Regions from separate parts of the Homo sapiens genome. Here region 1 is linked to region 2. Evidence: chromatin loops called from intact Hi-C (ENCODE). Cell type or tissue: B cell. All regions are shown on one strand. Each heading gives the region's core, and the rest is flanking DNA. Links, peaks and the distances in the headings are about the cores only. Region 1 overlaps SLC25A26 (solute carrier family 25 member 26). Region 2 overlaps LRIG1 (leucine rich repeats and immunoglobulin like domains 1).

Region 1 (2,924 bases), core at 220-2,719, 57 kb after region 2:
AATAAATAAAATATGGTATATACATACAACGGGATGGAGTATTATTCAGCCATAAAAAGGAATAAAGTTCCGATACATGCCACACTATGGATAAACTCTGAAAACACCATGCCAGGTAAAATAAGCCAGACATAAAAGAACAACTAATGTATGATTATAATCATATGAAATATCTAGAACAGGCAAATTCATAGAGATAGAAGCTACATTAGAAGTTGTAGTTTGTGTGGGAACTGCGTTAGAAGCTGTAGTTTGGCTAGGGGAAGGGGAAAGCAGGAAGCTCTGTACTTAATGATACAACCTTTCTGTCTGAAGTGATAAAAAGGTTTTAGGAATAGATAGTAATGACTGTTACACAACACTGTGAATGTAATTAATGATACTGAATCTTACACTTTAAATGTTTAAAATGGCAAATATTATGATTATGGTAGTGGCAATTTTACCACGATATAAAAATTTTTTTTTAGAAGCCGCAATGAGGTGCTGTTATCCACTAAAATGGCAGAAATCAAAAGACTGAGAAAACCAAACAACTGAAAGGATATGGAGCAACCACAACTTTCATACTTTGCTAGTGGGAACGTACAACTTTGAAAGGTGGTTTTTTGAAAGAGAAATTTTACTCCTAGGTATTTATCCAAGAGCAATGACAATATATGTCCACAAAAAGATTTATACATTAATGTCACAACAGCTTTAATCACAACAGCTAACGTCCATCAATAAGAGAAGGGCTAAACAAATTGTGGTGTATTCATATAAAGGAATATTAGTAATACAATGAAAAAAATTATTGATACATTGCTGTAACATGGACAACCCTTACACAGGTTATACTGAGCAAAAGAAGAAACAAAAAGAGTGCAGACTATATGATTCTATTCATATAAAATTCCAGAAAAGGCAAAAATAACCTGGGCAGGCAGAATGGGACTGAAGATGAGAGAACTTTCTGGGAATAGGGAAATATTCAATATCATAAGGATATGGGGATTACACGACTATACATTTGTCAAAAGTGTACATATATAATTTGTGCATTTCAATATATATGAATTTTACCTAAAAATGTACTGTAAAAAATATAATAGTAGTCAAGGTGAAGAATGAGCATAGACATAAATGAAATAAAAATGGCAGAATATTGATAGCTTTTGCAGGTTGGTGATGGGTACTGCATGGTTCATTATATTATAAACTCTGTTTACTTTCTGTACATCTGAAATTTTCCATAATAAAAAATAAGTGTATGTGTAAAGCATGACTACATTTGCATTATTAAAATTAATATACAGAAGTTCAACCAAAGTTAACTGTCATTAACAATTTGGAATAAATCTTCTGATTTATCTCAACACATTTAGTTTTAGGTTTTAATTTCTGGGGGTTTGTTTTAAACATTAGCATGTGTTCCAAAATTTGATTTTTTCCCCCTAAACAATATCTTAGATATTTCCATGTTGATTAATATATTAATAGATCTATCATTCTTTCTAATGCAGAGAATTTCATAATATTTAACTGTCCCTCATTGATGGCTTATTTCTATTTTTCTTCCTCATAAAACACAACTTTTGTTTAATCAATCATTTCTAATGTGTAGGACATTCTAGCTGTATCATACAGTCTGTAAATATTCCTCAACATACCTCACACTAACATGGTAGGCTAAGACCAAGCGTTAACATTTTCACAGTACAGTCATCCTTAGAAAATGCCCAGTGTGAACATCTGGGTATATCAGAACACAAAGAAATCTGCTGCTGTTGGGTATCAAGTTTAACAAATCAATCAAAATGAAAAATCACAAAATTACACTGGCTTTCACAGTTGAAGTGAGTGACTGTAATGCAAAATTCAATTTAAACTGATCCCCTAGCTAATGTTCAATATTTGCTTTTAGATTTCATCCTATTTCCAGGAGTCTGTAAGCATTACTGATACAGTGCAATTATGGTATCAAGATTTTCCAACACATGTCTGATTTAGCAAAATATAAAATACGATGTCACAGTAGATACAAGTTGTACCTCACCTAAAAATAAAGTTTTAAAAAGGAACAATTTTTGCTAGTTGAGGTTCTTAATAAAAGCAGGAACACTTGAAAAGTTCTTAAAAATCTATTACTAATTCTACACACACACACATATACATATGTTCCACTTATTTTCATTGGCTTCCTGGAATGAACTCTGTATCACACCACAATTTTTAAAGTTGTCACTCGGCAATCAGGATGATTCTTGTTCATGAAACCTGAAAACTTCTTGTATGTAAGAAGCAATCCAGGAAGTTCATTTTTGGTTATTCACAGTCATTTCCAGTATGTTAAGCAGTACTGACTTCAGTCCTTTAAGAAAATAGCCAGGCAGTAGTTGAGGAAGGTAAACTTAAGACTCAGAAATTCCAAAACCAGAATTCCTATCAAAACGTTAGAACTCGCACAGGGTCAGGAAACAGATGTTTTTAGTTAGAATTTGCATGCAACTTTAATCTTTTATCAAATATAATCCGGTTGCCTTAAGATTTTTTTCTTGCAGCTGAGAATGACATCACTGTGTACAGTTCCATTGTCTTTCCCACCCCCAACTTTCCTTCCCTTTCAGCAGCACATTTTAGCATCTCTTTACTGAGATAACAAAGAGGGGAGAGGAAAAATGAATGACCAATGCGTCAAGAAACACAACAATAAAAGGTAGATTTTATTTTACTTATTATTCTATCAAATGTCCTTGTTAACAAAGGCATATGCTTATTTATCCAGGCTTTCCCTATTTCTGAGCAATTTTTCTGGTACCAAAGATGTTTTAATTGATGGTTTCCCAAATTCTAAAAAATAACATTTTAAAACCTAGCCAGGAACAAGAAAGGTTCTCATCTAATATTCAAATCATTTGTATAGATACATCCTCTGTGCATTT
Region 2 (2,924 bases), core at 90-2,589:
GCCCTCCAGATGGCTCTCAGCAGAACGCTACCTGCCCGTGAAATAAAAATGCAAACTCTCATGCTGATTTTAAGATCTAATATGGGCCAGCATCCCAGTTATAATGGCCTTGAGATAAGTTATTTCTGTTTTTGGAAAAGCACTTTCCAAAATTATAATTATTTTAATAAGATGCCCAACTCATCTAGGGGTGATGGGGAACATGAGGAAGAGTGGATTTTACTTAATTTAGCCTTGGGTCATCTGCTTACACTTCATTCTTCCTTGCTGTGACAGTTTCTCTGCTCATTAGAAATCTGGAGAGAAACAGAAGAAAATGGAAGGCCAGTCCATTTGGTTGCTTTGTTGATGTCTGAGGACAGTGGTGGGTGGAGAAGGCAGCCAAAGTCGTGCTCTTGGCCTGCATGATGTTTTTGGAATTTCTGCGCATACCTGTGCCTCCTGTTTGTCACCATGTACCAGAGACAGTGTATTGCAGGGAAGCCTGTGTGCTCTCTTTCCCAGTCTTCCCTTATCGTGGGCCAGCCATCATTCTTTAGCTCACAGCTCTGAGGTCTTCCAGGAACAAGGCAGCTAGACTCTTGGTTGACTTATCTTCAAGTGACTCCTCAGGAAGGAATGTCCGCTGAGATGGCGATTCCGATTTCTGTTTAAAAAGCTTATCCTTAGTTGCTGAGAAATGAAAAAGAAAATATTCTCTGTTTTGGTTGGAGCCCCACAAAGCTAAAGTTGTGCATTCTCATGCTCCCTGGGCAGTGGCAATTAACTAACAAGCACTATTTAGGGAGCAGAGCCGAATTCTGCCGGCCCCCTGAAGAATACTGGTGCAAAGATCAAGGCACAAACAAGAGGGTGGCACAGTGACGGGGCTTATTACATTTGGAAGTAAGAAAACATGCAGCTTTGCCAAATGGAAAAGGAACAGCCATGAGGCAAAAGAGCCCTCCTCGGAACTTGTTGCAGAATTTGGATCAAAGTCTCAGGCCGAGTTTGGAAGCTCCAAGTAGTTTATCAGGAAAGTGGGAAAAACCAGAGGGGGGATGGTGGCAGCATAGCACTGTTGGATGTATCAGAGGTCAGGAGAGGTCAGAAGGCAGCCCAGGGTCACACAGGAACAGTGTCTGTCCCAGAACATGGCATGGATAAGCTCCACGTTGCTGCTGCTCCAGTTGCGGTCCTTGGGTCAGCAGCCCCAGCATGATACGTGAACTTGTTAGCAGAGTCGTGGGTTCCACTCCTGACCCACCCAATCAGCAACTGCATTTTTTCAAAATCTCCAGGTGGGTTATATGCACTGCCCTGGGAAATTGGAGAGGAAGTGTGAGAAAAACCATTTCCCCCTTCCAGCTTGCTGATGTTCACTTGAGAAGCTGATTGGAGGCGACTGATCATTGTGTGTGTGAAGGGAGTGTCCCTCCTTTGCGGCTGCACCTGAAGCATCCACTGTTGTGTTTCTTTCAGCCATATCAGCAGCGACAGCTTCCTGTGTGACTGCCAGCTGAAGTGGCTGCCCCCGTGGCTAATTGGCAGGATGCTGCAGGCCTTTGTGACAGCCACCTGTGCCCACCCAGAATCACTGAAGGGTCAGAGCATTTTCTCTGTGCCACCAGAGAGTTTCGTGTGCGGTAAGACTGTCTTTGTAACTTTTTCTCTCCTTCATGAAGGACAAGGAAGCCAGGAGGTACTCTTCATTATGGGAGTAATTCCTGTGATCAGAGTAAACCCCAGCCCGTGGTTACAGATCAGCTGCTGGATGCAATTTATTTCTTGCTGAAACCACACACAGTATTTACCGTAGAGTTGCCTCATTATGTGGTTCTTGGAGGACATGCATTTAATCAGAAGGGAGTATAAGTTGGTTCAGTTACAAATCAGAATAATCAGTTACAGGAAGATAGTTCTGTTGTTTCAGAAGGGCTCTGGTGCCCGGGTTTAGCTGCGAATGTACTCCGCGTACGAGGCTGGCGTTTTAATGTGTGTTTCTTTCCGACCCCAAGAATGAAAGGTTAAATACAGGAAGAACAAGTCTCAGGAGAACAGTTGCTGTAGTAAAAATAATTCCTTGATGTTGACTTGTACTCTTGCTGTTTCTCCAAACCACTGAAATCTGCACTTGCAGCTTTACATTCTTTTTGCCTTCTGATTCCTGGAGCGTAGCTCTTGCCATCTTTTTGACTGGGAGTCGGGATCCAAGTTTGGTTGCAGAGAGCACAGAAAATGCTGAACAGCTGAAAACACACACGCAGGCTAGCTCAGACAGGACTGACACAGGCTCACGGTCAGGAAGACATGGTCAAAAAATGAGATGAATTTTGAGTTTTTCCTGTTTGCTTGCTCTAAGCAGGAGCAAGAGTGGGATTCCCAGGCCTGACTGGAACTGCTGGGCAGGTGTTAAGTCCCTCCTGCCTTTTGTGCTCACTGGTCTCCCTTGAGCCTTGAGATCCCTGCTGTGAGGATCCTAACCAGGAACTCACCCATCCATATGGCAACCCTTGTGGGCCACTTCTGTCTCCTACTTTCTGGCCATAGCAATAGCCATTGTGCCTGCTGGAGTAGCCAGTGTGCCTGCTGGAGGCAAGATGTGTGTGCCCTCTCCATGCATCCACCCCTACCTTCACCATCACCACTTTTGAGAACAGGCCTGCTGAACTTCCTCTGGATCCAGACCAGGGACACGTCTTAAACCCACTGCGAACATGGCAGCAGCTCTCCAAACTGACTTTTCATACCGATCTGTCTTATGGAGCCTTCTGTGTGGAATCTAATGCTCGCACAGCTCCATTATCCAGGCACAAAATGGCTGTATAATCCATTGTTCATTGGCCCATTGTCATCAAGTCCTTGACCCTTAAATTGTTTATAGACCTCCCTCAAATAAAGCTTTCCATCGCTCCCTCCCCTTTCCTGCCATAGGGCAGGCTTTC

The links. Peaks named below come from ENCODE experiments on the same cell type or tissue, not always from the same donor. Only the 100,000 strongest peaks of a DNase experiment are listed, where the experiment ranks them.
Region 1: it touches region 2 in a loop (2.2-fold over the local background); 2 of 110 quality-filtered maps call a loop at or near these places.

What each region holds. Positions count from the first base shown.
Region 1 is chr3:66,336,050-66,338,973 of GRCh38, reverse strand. The region is part of intron 5 of SLC25A26 (solute carrier family 25 member 26); the gene reads right to left. Among named protein-coding and RNA genes, the nearest start is that of SLC25A26, 120 kb to the right of the region's middle. In B cell, for the core only: no CTCF peak of the experiment used is centred there; no DNase peak of the experiment used is centred there.
Region 2 is chr3:66,392,741-66,395,664 of GRCh38, reverse strand. It overlaps LRIG1 (leucine rich repeats and immunoglobulin like domains 1), which reads left to right. Exons shown (of 19, transcript NM_015541.3): 12 at 1,462-1,625. Among named protein-coding and RNA genes, the nearest start is that of LRIG1, 110 kb to the left of the region's middle. RefSeq lists an enhancer at 2,008-2,057. In B cell, for the core only: no CTCF peak of the experiment used is centred there; a DNase peak (open chromatin) is centred at 1,414; H3K4me3 peaks cover 1,199 bases; H3K27ac peaks cover 1,763 bases.